Linked DNA regions of Homo sapiens: region 2 is linked to region 1. A link is an interaction called in ENCODE POLR2A ChIA-PET data of the cell type or tissue named here. Cell type or tissue: GM12878. All regions are shown on one strand. Links, peaks and the distances in the headings refer to the core of each region. The heading gives the core; the rest is flanking DNA.

Region 1 (8,328 bases), core at 236-8,235:
AGTTTTGGTTGATGTTGCCCAAAAGACACATAGCAAATAGGAGACCCAAATCTTTGGCCTTTGCTTTCTTTAGGCCTGTGACCCTGGGCTGTCTCGAACGTGTGACCAGAACACCTATCTGAGTGGCCTGTGTTACCTCTTCCGCCAGAATCTGCAGGGTCCCATGCTGCAGGGGCGCCCTGGTTTTCAGGGTAAGGAACTGGGGACTCATTGGGTAAAAATACCTCCAAATGGCTGTCCCTAGAGAGAACCAGCATGGGCAGGTCAAACACCAGAGATGCTTCACTGGGTCCCTTGCGTCTGGCTTCTGCAGAATGTATCAAGGGCAACGTAGACCTGGTATTTCTGTTTGATGGTTCGATGAGCTTGCAGCCAGATGAATTTCAGAAAATTCTGGACTTCATGAAGGATGTGATGAAGAAACTCAGCAACACTTCGTACCAGGTAAAAAAGTTAGTTAGGATTCTTGGTTGCATGCAATAGATGCCTACCTGAACTGACTTAAACCATGAAAGGAAATGTTAGTATGTGGAATCCTCAGAGCCTATGGGCATGGCTATAACTGGGCCTCTGGAAGGGACAAGAACCAGGGAGTAGAAAGCTTCTAGGAGTCTCTCTAGTTCTCATTTCCTTTTTTTTTTTTTTTTTTTTTTTTTTTTTGAGATGGAGTTTTGCTCTTGTTGCCCAGGCTGGAGTGCAATGGCACAATCTCGACTCACTGCCTCCCAGGTTCAAGCAAGTCACCTGCCTCAGCCTCCCAAGTAGCTGGTATTACAGGCAACTGCCACTACACCCAGCTGATTTTTGTATTTTTAGTAGAGATGGTGTTTCACCATGTTGCCAGGCTGGTCTTGAACTCCTGACCTTGTGATCTGCCCACCTTGGCCTCCCAAAGTGCTGGGATTACAGGCGTGAGCCACCGTGCACAGCCATTTTTTCTTTTTGAGACAGGGTCTCACTGTGTCCCCAAGGCTGGAATCATGGTGGCACGATCATAGCTCACTGTAGCCTCAAACTCCTGGGCTCAAATGATCCTCCCAACTAGCTGGGACTACCCATGTGCACCACTGTGCGTGGCTAATTTTTAAATTTTCTGTAGAGATGGTTTATCATTGTGTTGCCCAGACTGGTCCCAAACTCCTGGATCTCTCAAGAGATCCTCCTGCCTTGGCCTCCCAAAGTGCTGGGATTACAGGCATGAGCCACTGTGCCCAGCTAGTTCTCATTTCTGTTTCTTTTTGCGTCTTTGCTTCCTTCTTCTCTTTTCTCAGTCTCCGTAGACTGGCTCCCTTAGCGCCTTTAGACCACATAGACCTATGGAAAGCTCCTAAGTTCATGTGTTAAAGTTCCAAGAGGGTTTTTTACCTTCCCCTCAACCAACACCTCCCTTTGCAAATTTCCAGTTCTCAGAGAAGAGGTTCTGGCTGGCGTAGCTTCAGTCAGGTGTTGATCCCCGGCCCAGCCAACTGTATCTAGTTAAGCAGCGTCACTCAGCAGAAATATGGCTGCTGGAACCCATCCCTATCAGTGACATAGGTGGACCCAGAAAACAGGAGCTCAACACACAGTGTTACATGAGGGAGCAAGGTTTATTTCATTTTATTTCTGTGTTTATTTGTATATTGCCTCATTTTCAAAAGAATTATCTGAGGCAAGGATGTGGAGTTGGGTTGCCCAGGTCCTGCATAAGAAGAGATTGAGCCAGGCATAGTGGCTCACACCTGTAATCCCAGCACATTGGGAGGCTTAGCCGGGAGGATCACTTGAAGCCAGGAGTTCGAGACCAGCCTAGGCAACATAGCAAGACCCCATTTCTACAAAAAATAAAAACTAGCCAAGTGTGGTGGCACGTGCCTGAAGTCCCAGCTACTTCGGAGGCTGACGAGGGAGGATGGCTCGAGCCTGGGAGGCTGAGGCTGCAGTGAGCTATGATTGTGACCGTGCACTCCAGCCTGGGAGACAGAACAAGACCCTGTTTTGAAAAAGAAGAAGTAGAGTTTGGGGCTGGGCACGGTGGCTCATGCCTGTAATCCTAGCACTTTGGGAGGCTGAGGCAGGTGGATCACCTGAGGTGAGGAGTTCGAGACCAGCCTGGCCAATATGGTGAAACACCGTCTCTACTAAAAACACACACACACACACACACACACACACACACACACACACCACACACACACAAATATTCGGGTGTGGTGGCACGTGCCTGTAATCGCAGCTACTTGGGAGGCTGAGGCATGAAAATCGCTGGAACCCGGGAGGCAGAGGTTGCAGTGAGCCAAGATTGTGCCAGTGCACTCCAGCCTGGGCAACAAGAGCGAAACTCCATCTAAAAAAAAAAAAAAAAAAAAAAGAAGTAGAGTTTGGAACAGACAAATGGAAAGGGATATATAACTGAATGTCATTTCTTCCTTCCTTTTCTAGTTTGCTGCTGTTCAGTTTTCCACAAGCTACAAAACAGAATTTGATTTCTCAGATTATGTTAAACGGAAGGACCCTGATGCTCTGCTGAAGCATGTAAAGCACATGTTGCTGTTGACCAATACCTTTGGTGCCATCAATTATGTCGCGTGAGTTCCCTTTTGCAGGAGAGCACGTGTCCTGTGATTTGTTCTGGGTGATCTACCCACTTCCAGCTGCAGGGCATGGGAACTCAGTAGGTAGGTACAGCAAGGGGCAGTTTATTGTCTGAATTGAAGTGGAACAATTTTACTGCAGATTCTTTTGGTTGTACGTAACAGAAATCTACTCTGTACTAATTAAATCCAAGAGAAAGTCTAAGCCAGGTGCACAGTCTGTAATCCCAGGGCTTTGGGAAGCTGAGGCAGGAGGATCTTTTGAGCCCAGAAGTTTTTGTTTGTTTGTTTGGTTTTTGGTTTTTGTTTTTGTTTTTTGAGATGGAGTTTCGCTCTTGTTGCCCAGGCTGTAGTGCAATGGCATGATCTCGGCTCACTGCAACCTCCACCTCCCAGGTTCAAGCCATTCTCCTGCCTCCGCCTTTCAAGTAGCTGGGATTACAGACCTGTGCCACCACGCCTGGCTAATTTTTTTTGTATTTTTAGTAGAGATAGGCTTTCACCATGTTGGCCAGGCTGGACTCAAACTCCTGACCTCAGGTGATCCACCTGCCTCACCCTCCCAAAGTGCTGGGATTACAGGTGTGAGTCACCACACCTGGCCTATGAGCCAGGAGTTTGAAGCTGCAGTGAGCTATGATCACACCATTGCACTCCAGCCTGGACAACAGAGCAAGATCTTAACTCTAAGAAATTAAAAATAAATTAAAAAAGAAGAGCCAGGACACCAATGTGGCCGGAGAGAAATAAGTGAGGGGGGAAAATAGTAGGTGATGAGGTCAGAGAGATCATGAGGGTCTGGATGGGTTAGTGACTTGGAGACCATAGTGAGGACTTTGGCTTTCCTCTGAGTAAGATGAGAAGTCATTAGAGGTTTTGAGTAGAGGAGTGATGATCTATGTTTTTTAAAAGATCCCTCTGGCTGCAGGGTTGATATTAGACTGTAGAGGGGGCAAGGGCGGGTGGAAGTGATAGGGCCAGTTAGAAGGCTACTGAAAAATCCAGATGAGAGACAATGGTTGTATAAACCAGGGTGGAAATCCATGAACAGGACCCGCAATAGGCCCATGTCTGTGTGGATGGAGATTGGAGAAGCATTTTGCATCCAAGATAGAACCAGAGGTCTTGACAGCAGGTGTTCATGGGTAAGACGGTTCACACCTTGCTGCTGTTCCAGCAAGAGCTATGGCCAACCCAACTTGCTCAGAGGAAGGCTGTGGGCAAAACAGGAATTTTCTTTTTCTTTTTTTTTTAGAGTCAAGGTCTCACTCTGTTGCCCAGGCTGGAGCGCAGTGACGTGATCCTAGCTCACTGCAGCCTCAAACTCCTGGGCTCAAGCGATCCTCCTGTCTCAGCCTCCTGAGTAGTTGGGACTACAATCACACACCACCATGCCTGGCTAATTGTTTTCATCTTTGTAGAGTTGGAGTCTCGCTATGTTGCCCAGAATGGTCTGGAACTCCCAGGGCAGAAATTTTTAGCCTTGGCCCATCTGGTGTTCAGTTCTCCCTTCTTTATTTTATTTTTTTAATTTTTTTGAGGGTGGAGGATTTTAGCAAAAAACAGAAAGCCTGCTAGACAAATTCTAAAAGAGCTGTAACACTAGTTCTCCCTCCTTCATCTCACATGCACAACCGCCTCCTTTGTGCTGGGAGCCAGAGATACAGCAACAAATCCAACATGGTCCTTTCCTTGAGGAACTCATGGTTTAGGGGGAAAATTGACAGAGAAATGAGTCACGGTAATTCACTAGGTTCACTGCTATGGTAGAGATCCGGAGGCAGCCTGTGGACTATGGGAAGGCAGAGGAGGTGCTGGAAGAGCTTGCTCTGGAAGAGTGACTCCCCAGTTTTCTTCAGCTGTAGGACCCTCTCTTCCACATTGAAATCTCACTTGGATCAATATCTGTAGCTGATTAAAGAGTGGTGGCCATGTGGTTGCAATGGAGGGTAGGAAGCCCAGAGTCATTCCTCACAAAACCTCCTCCTCCTGTCCATGGGCTCTGGGACACCCTCTGGACTGCCCAGGATGCAGTGTGAGGACCACTGGTCCAGAAGGAAAGGGGTGGCAGCAAAGAGGTTTAGAGGTGACTGCTGCAGGCTTGGAATCCCGGCCTGGGAGATCCAGGAAGGGCTTTTGCGTAACCAGCATGGAGGTGACTTGATGAGCAGGTGGGGAAAGAGACCTCAGGCCCTAGTTTGGGGGAGTCTCTCATCTCCTCCTTTCCTGGACACAGGACAGAGGTGTTCCGGGAGGAGCTGGGGGCCCGGCCAGATGCCACCAAAGTGCTTATCATCATCACGGATGGGGAGGCCACTGACAGTGGCAACATCGATGCGGCCAAAGACATCATCCGCTACATCATCGGGGTAGGGCCCCTGCTGCTTCCTGCATCATATCTTCCCTCTCCTCTTTCTGAACCCCAAGCCCCTTTCTCCCTGGGGCCAGACTCTTGTGAAAATAATAGCAAACTGGACTGAGGTTTGGGGGATTTCAGCTCTTCACTCTCCACTCCCTCACAGATTGGAAAGCATTTTCAGACCAAGGAGAGTCAGGAGACCCTCCACAAATTTGCATCAAAACCCGCGAGCGAGTTTGTGAAAATTCTGGACACATTTGAGAAGCTGAAAGATCTATTCACTGAGCTGCAGAAGAAGATCTATGTCATTGAGGGTGAGTGGCAGGCCCTGGGAGAGGGCTCGGGAGTCTGCATAAAGAAATTCCCCTGGGACATCAGGCCGGGCTTGGTGGCTCACACCTGTAATCCCAGCACTTTGGGAGGCCGAGGCAGGTGGATCAATTGAGCTCAGGAGTTTGAGACCAGCCTGGGCAACATGGCAAAACCCCATCTATACTAAAAATACAAAAAATAGCCAGGTGTGGTGGTGGGTGCCTGTAATCCCACTACTCAGGAGGCTGAGGCGCAAGAATCGCTTGAACTCAGGAGGCAGAGGTTGCAGTGAGCCAAGATCGCACCACACTGCACTCCAGCCTGGGTGGCAGAGGAAGACTCCATTTCAAAAAATAAAAAACAAAAAACAAAAATGGCCGGACGCGGTGGCTCACACCTGTAATCCCAGCACTTTGGGAGGCTGAGGTGGGCAGATCACCTGAGGTCAGGAGTTCGAGACCAGCCTGGCCAACATGGCGAAACCCCGTCTCTACTAAAAATACAAAAATTAGCTGGGCTTGGTGGTGCATGCCTGTAATCCCAGCTACTCAGGGGGCTGAGGCAGGAGAATCGCTTGAACCCAGGAGGCGGAGGTTGTAGTGAGCTGAGATGTGCCATTGCACTCCAGCCTGGGCAACACAGCAAGACTCAGTCTCAAACAAAACAAAACAAAACAAAAAAACAAAAAAAAACCTCCCCTGGGACATCCTATTAGAAACACAAAGAATAATAAGCACTTACTGAATATCTGATCTTGTGCCAAGGGCTTGCCTAAATAAAACAGACCTTTAGAAGGAATTTAGGAGAGGGCCATTTGAGAGCAGCCTCTGTGATCTTTCTTTCTCTTCCTTCTTTCTCTCCTTCCTTCCTTCCTCCCTTCCTTCCCTTTCCCTCTCCTCCCCTCCCCTCTCCTCCCCTCTCCTCCCCCCTTCCTCTCCCCTCCTCTTCTCTTCTTTTCTCTTCTCTCTTTTCTTTTTTTTTTTGAGACAGAGTCTTGCTCTGTTGCCCAGGCTGGAGTGCAGTGGCGCAGTCTCTGCTCACTGCAAGCTCCACTTCCCAGGCTCACGCCATTCTCCTGCCTCAGCCTCCCGAGCAGCTGGGACTACAGGCGCCAGCCACCACGCCTGGCTAATTTTTGTATTTTTAGTAGAGACAGGGTTTCATCGTGTTAGCCAGGATGATCTCGATCTGACCTCGTGACCTGCCCGCCTTGGCCTCCCAAAGTGCTGGGATTACAGGCGTGAGCCACTGCGCCCAGCCTCTTTTCTTTTTTGCTTTTCTTTCACAGGGTCTCACTCTGTCACCCAGGCTGGGGTACAGTGGCATGATCACAGCTCACTGCAGCCTTGACCTTCCAGGCTCAGGTGATCCTCCCACGTAGCTGGGACTACAGGTGTGTGATACCACACCTGGCTAATTTTTTTTTTTTTTTTTGTATTTTTTGTATTTTTTGTAGAGGCAGGGATCTCGCTATGTTGCCTGGGCTGGTCTCGAATTCCTGGCCCCAAGCAATCTGCCCACCTCGGCCTCCTAAAGTGCTAGGATTACAGGCGTGAGCCACTGCACCCGGCCCTCTCTGATATTTCTTTCTGAAATTCCATCTTCTCTTGGAGCTCAGGTTGATCTAGGACTGACCTATGTCTTGCTGGTGTGATCTGAGCCCCGCAGAGTGAATGTAATTCCTCCCCCTTCTTGCTCAACTGTCTTGCTGTCACTTATCCAAGGCTCCACATTACTTCAGAAGGGCAGGCTGGCAGGGGCCAGTGTGAAGAACCCACAAGTCTTCTTTCCTGGCCTAGAATAAGAGAAGATTTATATTGTGGTCACCAGATGGAGGACTGGTTATGGAGGGCATTTCCCCAGGAAGCTTACTTGACTGAAAGATATGTGATTCCTACAGGAAAGTCTCCTTTGCTAGGACACAGCCTTGGTGTTCGGTTCAGTTAAAGAAGCAATGGGCTGAGCGTGGTGGCTCACGCTTGTCATCCCAACACTCTGGGAGGCTGAGGCAGGCGGATCACTTGAGGTCACCCAGCTACTTGGGAGGCTAAAGTAGGAGAATCGCTTGAACCCAGGAGGCAGAGGTTGCAGTGAGCTGAGATTGTGACACTGTACTCCAGCCTGGGTGACAAGAGCAAAACTGTCTCAAAAAAAAAAAAAAAATCAGCAGCAATGGTCCAGCCTGGGCAGCATAGCAAGAAGCCATGTCTAAATAATTAATAAAAATGAAAAGTGATTTTTTAAAAAAAAGTTTTTAAAAAAAACTCACTCTCAACTGGCTTTTAAGCTGAGATATGAAAGATGAGATTCAAACAGCAATGTGAGAAAGGTGGAATGAGGGCAGAGAGAAGCACAGGTGCAAGCCCAGGGGCGGGGAAAGGGCTCGGCATGCCAGGAAAATGGAAAAAGTTCAGTGTGACCGAAGCGCAGTGAGGAAGGGAGAGAGAAGGTTGGCAGGGAGGTAAGGGTCTTCCAGGCCCTCAGAAAGAGTTTGGATTTCAGTGTGAAGATCGATGAGAAATCATGAAGGAGTTTTTTGTTGTTGTTGTTTTGAGACAGGGACTCACTCTGTTGCCCAGACTGGAGTGCAGTAGTGCGATCACGGCTCACTGCAGCCTCAAACTCCTGGGCTCAAGCAGTCCTCCCACCTTGACCTCCTGAGTAGCTGGGACTACAGATACACACCACCACACCTGGCTAATTTTTAAATTTTTTGTAGAGACAAGAGTTTCTTAGCCAGGCGTGGTGGCGGGCGCCTGTAGTCCCAGCTACTCGGGAGGCTGAGGCAGGAGAATGGCGTGAATCCTGGAGGTGGAGTTCACAGTGAGCCAAGATTGTGCCACCGCCCTCCAGCCTGGGCGACAGAGTGAGACTCCGTCTCAAAAAAAAAAAAAAAAAAAAAAGAGTTTCTACTATATTGCCTAAGCAGGTCTTGAACTCCTGGGCTCAAGCAATCTTCCTGCTTCAGCCTCACATAGTGCTGGGATTACAGGCATGAGCCACTACGCCCGGCCGAGACAGAGTTTCTACTATATTGCCCAGCCTGATCTTTAACTCCTGGGCTCAAGCAAGTCTTCTGCCTCA
Region 2 (8,328 bases), core at 68-8,067, 350 kb before region 1:
TGGCTTGGCTAATTTTTAGAATGTTTGTAGAGAAGGGTTCTAGCTAATGTTGCCCAGTCTGGTCTCAAATTTCTAGGCTCAAGTGATCCTCTCACCTCGGCCTTTCGGAGTGCTAGGATTACAGTCATGAGCCACTTCGGCTGGCTCCAGATTAAATCTTAAACCAGTTATTAGCTTTTTGTGATTTTCAAGGTCTGGCACTTCTTTTTTTCTTTCTTTCTTTCTTTTTTTTTTTTTTTGAGGCAGTGTCATGCTGTGTCGCCCAGGCTGGACTGCAGTGGTGCGGTCATGGCTCACTGCAACCTCTGCCTCTCAGGCTCAAATGATCCTCTCACCTCAACCTTCTGAGTAGCTGGGACCACAAGCATGTGTCACCATGCCCAGCTAATTTTAGTATTTTTGGTAGAGATGGGGTTTCACCGTGTTGCCCAGGCTGGTCTCAAATGATCCGCCCACCTTGGCCTCCCAAAGTGCTGGGATTACAGGCATGAGCCACCATGCCTGGCCTGAAATAGTTATTTATTCTTCTTATTATTAGTAGTAGTATTCTGGTCTTTCATGACCGTAGACTTTTGAAGATTATAGGTCAGTTATTTTGTAGAATGTCCCTCAGTTTGGGTTTGTCTGATATTTCCTTGTGATTCTCATGTCACTTTGCCTTTACTATTGTATTGTATCGAGACGAGGTTCACCATGTTACCCAGGCTAGTCTTGAACTCCTGGTCTCAAGAGATCTGCCCACCTTGGCCTCCCATCATGCTGGGATTACAGGTACAGGTGTGAGCCACTGCGCCTGGCCTTTCTTTTCATTTCATTTCTTTCCTTTTTTTTGAGACAGGGTCTCGCTCTGTTGCCCAGGCTAGAGTGCAGTGGCATGATCACAGCTCACTGCAGTCTCAACCTCCCAGGCTCAAATGATCTCCCTTCCTCAGCCTCCCAAGTAGCTGGCACTACAGGTACACAATACCACATCTGGCTAATTCTTTTTGTATTTTTATTAGGATGGGTTTCACCATGTTGGCCAGGCTGGTCTCAAACTCCTGACCTCAAGTGATCCACCTGCCTTGGCCTCCCAAAGTGCTAGGATTACAGGTGACAGCCACTGCGCCTGGCCTAATTTTTTAAATTTTTTGTAGACACGACAGTCTGGCTATACTGCCCAGGCTGGTTCTTTTTTTTCCCCCTGAGTCAGAGTCTTGCCCTGTCACCCAGGCTGGAGAGCAGTGGCTCGATCTCAACTCACTGCAACCTCCACCTCCTGGGTTCAAGCAATTCTCCTGCCTCAGCCTCTCGAGTAGCTGGGATTACAGGTGCCCGCCACCACGCCTGGCTAATTTTTGTATTTTTAGTAGAGATGGGGTTTCACCATGTTGGCCAGGCTGGTCTTGAACTCCTGACCTCGTGATCTGCCCGCCTCGGCCTCCCAAAGTGCTGGGATTACAGGCATGAGCCACTGCGCCCGGCCCCAGGCTGGTCTTAACTAGGTTCCTTTCTGTCTGTCTCCTTCCTCCTCAGATATGCCTAAAACATGGCCCTGATGAGGTTGTAGTAGGCAGGAATCTTTCAGTAACAAGTCTTCAAAGACCCAACTCAAAAGGACTCAAGCAAGAAAGGAGGTGCATTGGCTTACTGACTGTGAAGACACAGTTGGCTCCACTGACTCAAACAGTATCATTAGGACTTTGATCCCTCCCTTAGCTCAACTTTCTTCTGAGTTGGTTCCATTCTTAGCCACCCCCTCCTCTCAGAGTAGCCAGATGGAAGCTAGTACTTGCAGATTCGTGTCTGGTTTTTTCAGTAACTCCAGCAAGGGAAAGCTCTTCTCTCTCTGTCTCTCTTTCTCCCTGTCTCTGTCTCTTGTAATGCAAGGCCTAGATTTGACTCTTATTGGTTACTAGTTTTTTTGAGACAGAGTCTCCCTCTGTCACCCAGGCTGGAGTGCAATGGTGCGATCTTGGTTCACTGCAACCTCCACCTTCTGGGTTCGAGAGATTTTCCTGTTTCAGCCTCCCGAGTAGCTGGGATTACAGGCGCCCGCCACCACGCCCGGCTAATTTTTGTATTTTTAGTAGAGACGGGGTTTGGCCATGTGGGCCATGCTGGTCTCAAATTCCTGGCCTCAAGCGATCCACTCACCTCAGCCTCTGAAAGTGCTTTGATAACAGGCATGAGCCACCGTGCCTGGCCAGTTACTAGTTTTGTTTGAAGCCTGTGCAAATCCTTCAACCTGAATCAGTGTGGAATTGGGGGTTTAGTTATCTCTACTGGCATGACATAAAGTAGGCTAGGGAAGGGATGGTTTTCCCAAGGAAAATTCGGGCACCATCCCCAGAAAGTGCTGAGCAGACAGTTACAGCAGTGTCTATTATAATATATATATTTTTAATTCCTCCCCCCACCTTTTTTTTTTTGAGGCAAGGTCTCGCTCTGTCCCCCAGGCTGGAGTGCAGTGGCACCATCATGGCTCACTGTAGACTCGACCACCCAGGCTCAGGCAGTTCTCTAGCTTCAGCCTCCCAAGTAGCTAGAACTACAGGCACACAACACCATGTCCAGCTAATTTTTGTATGTATATATATATATATATATATTTTTTTTTTTTGTAGAGATGGGGTTTTGGCATGTTGCCCAGGCTGGTCTCAAGCTCCTGGGCTTGAGACCAGTCCTCCCCACCAGCCTCCCAAAGTGCTGGGATTACAGGTGTGAGCCACTGCTCCTGGCCTAATTCCTCTCATTAACTACCAAATGAAGTCCACCACCCCTGGCTAATTTTAAAAAATTATTTAGGAGATAGGGGTCTCTCCATGTTGCTCAGGCTGGTCTCGAACTCCTGGCCTCAAGCAATCCTCTTGTTTCACCCTCCCAAGTAGCTGGGATTATAGATGCAAGCCACCATGTTCAGTTTAGATTGTACAATTTCTTTTCTTTTTTTCTTTTCTTTTTTTTTTTTGTTTGAGATGGAGTTTTGTTCTTGTTGCACAGGCTGGAGTGCAATGGCACGATCTTAGCTTATGGCAACCTCTGGCTCCCGGGTTCAAGTAATTCTCCTGCTTCAGCCTCCCGAGTAGCTGGGATTACAGGTATGCACCACCACGCCCGGCTAATTTTTTGTATTTTGTTTTAGTAGAGACGGGGTTTCTTCACGTTGGTCAGGCTGTTCTTGAACTCCCGACCTCAGCTGATCCTCCCGCTTCAGCCTCCCAAAGTGCTGGGATTACAGGCGTGAGCCACTGCGCCCGGCTAGATCGTACAATATCTTGAAGGCCATTATGCTGGTGTCTTCCCTTTGAAGCCCTCTTATATTTTGTTGGTGCAAAAGTAATTATGGGGTGGGCATGGTGGCTCACACCCATAATCCCAGCACTTTGGGAGGCCAAAGAGGGGTGGATTACTTGAAGTCAGGAGTTCAAGACCAGTCTTACCAATGTGGTGAAACCCTGTCTCTACTAAAAATACAAAATTAGCTGGGAAGACTAGTTTCCTAGACGGGGTTTCACCATGTTGTCCAGGCCGATCTCGAACTCCTGACCTTGTGATCCGCCCACCTCAGCCTCCCAAAGTGCTGGGATTACAGCCAGCCACCGCGAGCCACCGCGCCTGGCCTTATTTTTTATTTTATCTTTTTTAGAGACAGGATCTTGTTCTGTCACCTAGGCTGGAGTGCAGTGGCCTGATCATAGCTCACTGCAGCCTCGAACTCTTGGGTTTAAGTGATCCTCCCACCTCAGCCTCCTGAGTAGCTAGGACTACAGGCACACATACACCACCCCTGGTGGTGTGTGCCTGTAGTCCCAAACCAGTCTGAAAAGATAGATGTGGGGGCCAGGCGCAGTGGTGATGCGCGTCTGTAGTCCCAGCTACAGGACTGAGGCAGGAGAATTCCTTGAGCCTAGGATTTTTGTTTTGTTTTGTTTTTTTGAGACAGAATCTCGCTCTGTCGCCCAGGCTGGAGTGCAGTGGTAAGATCTCTCAGCTCACTGCAAGCTCCACCTCCCAGGTTCACGCTATTCTCCTGCCTCAGTCTCCCGAGTAGCTGGGATTACAGACGCCTGCCACCACGCCCGGCTAATGTTTTGTATTTGTAGTAGAGACGGGGTTTCACCGTGTTAGCCAGGATGGTCTCGGTCTCCTGACCTCATGATCCGCCTGCTTTGGCCTCCCAAAGTGCTGGTATTACAGGCGTGAGCCACCGCGCCTGGCATGAGCCTAGGAGTTCAAGGCTGCAGTGAGCTGTGATTGTGCCACTGCACTTCAGCCTGAGCGATAGAGCAAGACCTACAAAAAACAAACAAAACCCAAAACAGAATCACATGTAACACACAGCTGTGGACTGATTGGTTGACAAAAGTGTGGTGATCAGAGGCTGGCAGGAACTTCACCATGTATTTCCGCTAGAAGCAATGTTCAGTATTCTCTAATTCATTGTTTGTGGTGACTTTGGGGAATATAACCACCACAGAGACAAGAATCAACTTTGAATGTGTCATCCCACCACCTGCTGGCTTCCGTTGTTTCTGATGAGAAATCAACTGTCAATCTCATTGGAGTTTCCTTGTACGCGATGAGTTGTTTTTCTCTTGCTGCTGCCAAGAGTCTCTTTTTGTCTTGTTTGTTTATTTATTTATTTATCTAATTTATTTATTTTGAGATGGAGTTTCACTTTTGTTGCCCAGGCTGAGTGCAATGGCACAATCTCAACTCACTGCAACCTCTGCCTCCCGGGTTCAAGCAATTCTCCTGCCTCAGCCTCCTGAGTAGCCAGGACTACAGGTGTGCGCCACCATGCCCAGCTAATATTTGTATTTTTTTTTTTAAATTTTTTGAGATGGAGTCTCACTCTGTCCCCCAGGCTAGAGTGCAGTGGCGTGATCGTGGCTCACTGCAAACTCTGCTTCCCTGGTTCAAGCGATTCTCCTGCCTCAGTAGCTAGGATTACAGGCACATGCCACCACACCTGGCTAATTTTTTATTTTTAGTAGAGGCAGGGTTTCACCATGTTGGCCAGGCTGGTCACGAACTCCTGACCTCAGGTGATCCATCCACCTTGGCCTCCCAAAGTGCTGGGATTACAGGTGTGAACCGCTGTGCCCAGCCTAATTTTTGTATTTTTGGTAGAGTGGAGTTTCACTATGTTGGCCAGGCTGGTCTCGAACTCCTGACCTCAGGTGATCCACCTGCCTCGGCCTCCCAAGGGTTGGGATTACAGGTGTGAGCCACCATGCCTGGCCCTTGGGGTCTCTTTTTTTATGAACTGTCTGTCCCACTGGGCAAAGCCTCTGAGACCCTATTTTGGACACTGGTGGAGCAGTAGCCTCTGGTTTTCGTGGCTTGCCCCTCCTGGCATGGGATCTCTGTTCCACAAGCAAGCTGGGAGGAGTGTGATTATGGTCCCAGTATTCTTGGACTGTCACTGATGGTACAGCCTTCATTCTATGGTGTGGGCGAGTGCTGGGTGGAGGAGAAGAGTGCCCTACTTCTTTACCACGTTCACCAGAAATGTAGCCTCTTCAATTTGGAGTTGGAGGGGATGAAAACTGGTGGCAGCATGCTCCTCCTGGTGAGATATGGTAAGCCTTGATTGGCAGCTGAGGGGAGAGGGAGCTTGTCTTCTTGGCCACATCTACTCAGAGAGCAGTTTCCTTCCAGCTGAACTGTGGGGGGAGGGCAGTCAGGAGATAGTTGGTCCTCCTGGCTTAAATGCCACAGATGGCCTGGCACAGTGGCTCATAATGTTACAGGTAGTTAAACAGGCATGAGCAGGGCTGGAGAGGGCTCTTCCCCACCCACCAGGAATGTCAAGTGATGGTTCAACAATGATCACATTGCCTCTCTAAATAATTTGGCAGCCAGCGCCAGAGAGAGAGACAAGCTCCTGATGGTCCACAGCTGTTATGTTAGAGTGTTAATTGAATGCAGACACCAGGGAGAAGCAATTTCCTGGACATGTGCATTAAGAGACAAAATAGTCTGGGCACGGTGGCTCACACCTGTAATCCCAGCAATTTGGGAGACTGAGGCGAGCGGATCACCTGAGGTCAGGAGTTCAAGACCAGTCTGGCCAATGTGGTGAAACCCCCATCTCTACTAAAAATACAAAATTAGCCAAGCGTGGTGTTGGGTGCCTGATATCCCACCTACTCAGGAGACTGAAGGAGGAGAATTGCTTGAACCCAGGAGGTGGAGGTTGCAGTGAGCTGAGATCAGGCCACTACACTCCAGCCTGGGAAACAAGAGTGAAACTGTCTCAAAAAAAAAACAAACAAACAAAAAAGAAAGAGACAAAATGATGGAGCATGACCTTCCGGGGTCAGACCACCGGAAAAGGGAAGAAAACCTCAGATAGGCATGCATACAACTTCCTACACACACTGTGCATGCTCACCTTCCCAGGGTAAGGAGGCCACTGTGCATGCAGGCAGCCCATCCTAAGGGAAGAATCATGGGAAAGGAGCCAGCCTATAAAGTCCTAGGATCAAGGTTGAACACCACGCTTGACCTTGGTGCCCACTTGAGTCTCTTCCAAATGTACTTACCTTTCTTTCCCATTCTAAAGCCATTTAAAATAAACTTCCACTCCTGCTCTGAAACTTCCCTTGGTCTCTTTTTCTGCCTTATGCCCTGTGGTTCTTTCTTCTGTGGAGGCAAGAATTGAGGTTGCTGCAGACCCGTACAGATTTGTCACCGGTAACTTGGATAACCTTTCACCGATAACAATGCTTATAATCCCAGCACTTTGGGAGGCCGAGGTGGCAGGATAGCTTGAGCCCAGGAATTTGAGACCAGCTTGTGCAACATAGTGAAACCCCATCTCTACAAAATAATAATAATAAAAGTAATAAAATTCAATGCCACAGATTCTCCCTGTTCTTACTGAGTTTTAGTAGATTTTCTTGAATAAGAAAGTGAGCCAAGATTGCACCACTGCACTCCAGCCTGGGCAACAGAGCAAGACTCCATCTCAATAAAAAATAAAATTAAATGTTTATTCATCTGTTATATGACATTAGGATAATTCCAGAAACTTTAAGTGTTTATTTATTTTTAAATGGTTTTCACCAGCTTTGCTTGTTTTGCTGGGGAAAAGATCCTCAGAGCTCCGGCACTGTCATCTTAGAGCTTTGATGTCCCCCAGTGTATTAATCCATTCTTGTATTGCTATAAATACCTAAGCCTGGATAATTTATAAAGGCAAGAGGTTTAATTGGCTCATGGTTCTGCAGGTTGTACAGGGAACATGATGCTGGCATCTGCTTGGCTTCTGGGGAGGCCTCAGGAAACTTACAATCATGGCAGAAGGTGAAGGGAGAACAGGCATGTCACATGGCAGGAGCAGGAGCAAGAGAGCAAGGGAAGAGGCGCCACACACTTTACTTATTTTATTTTTATTCATTTATTTTGAGATGGAATCTCACTTTGTCACCCAGGCTGGAGTGCAGTGGCACTACCTCAGCTCACTGCAGCCTCCATCTCTTGGATTCAAGTGATTCTTTTGCCTCAGCCTCCTGAGTAGTTGGGACTACAGGCATGCGCCACCACTGGCTTTTTTTTTTTTTTTTTTTTTTTTTAGACAGAGTTTTGCTCCCGTTGCTCAGGCTAGAGTGCAATGGCACCATCTTGGCTCACCGCAACCTCCATCTCCCAGGTTCAAGCGATTCTCCCACCTCAGCTGCCAAGTAGCTGGGATTACAGGCATGCGCCACCACATCCGGCTAATTTTGTATTTTTAGTAGAGACGGGGTTTCTCCATGTTGGTCAGGCTGGTATCGAACTCTTGATCTCAGGTGATCTGCCCGCCTCGGCCTCCCAAAGGGCTAGGATTACAGGCGCGAGCCACCGTGCCTGGCCAATTTTTTTTTTTTTTTTTTTAGATGGAGTTTCGCTCTCGTTGCCTAGGCTGGAGTGCAATGGTGCCATCTCGGCTCACTGCAACCTCCGCCTCCTGGGTTCAAGCAATTCTCCTGCCTCAGCCTCCCTAGTAGCTGGGATTACAGGCATGCGCCACCTCGCCTGGCTAATTTTGTATTTTTAGTAGAGATGGGGTTTCTCCATGTTGGTCAAGCTGGTCTCGAACTCCTGACCTCAGGTGATCCACCTGCCTCGGCCTCCTAAATAGCTGGGATTACAGGCGTGAGCCACCACATCTGGCCTAATTTTTGTATTTTTAGTAGAGACGGGCGTTTCACCATGTTGCCCAGGCTGGTCTCGAACTCCTGGCCTCAAGTGATCTACCCACCTCGGCCTCCCAAAGTGCTGGGATTACAGGTGTGAGCCACTGCGACCCGCCTTCACACACTTTTAAACAACCAGATCTCTTGAGTACTCACTCAC

What was found. Peaks named below come from ENCODE experiments on the same cell type or tissue, not always from the same donor. Only the 100,000 strongest peaks of a DNase experiment are listed, where the experiment ranks them.
Region 2: POLR2A ChIA-PET joins it to region 1 with 5 read pairs; 2 of 35 experiments call an interaction of 5 or more read pairs at or near these places.

The regions. Positions count from the first base shown.
Region 1 is chr16:30,479,018-30,487,345 of GRCh38, forward strand. ITGAL (integrin subunit alpha L) reads left to right here. Exons shown (of 31, transcript NM_002209.3): 5 at 74-191; 6 at 314-444; 7 at 2,422-2,567; 8 at 4,810-4,942; 9 at 5,096-5,246. It also overlaps the pseudogene RNU7-61P. Among named protein-coding and RNA genes, the nearest start is that of ITGAL, 10 kb to the left of the region's middle. In GM12878, for the core only: no CTCF peak of the experiment used is centred there; no DNase peak of the experiment used is centred there.
Region 2 is chr16:30,126,468-30,134,795 of GRCh38, forward strand. No RefSeq gene overlaps it. Among named protein-coding and RNA genes, the nearest start is that of MAPK3, 7.4 kb to the left of the region's middle. In GM12878, for the core only: no CTCF peak of the experiment used is centred there; DNase peaks (open chromatin) are centred at 334 and 4,413.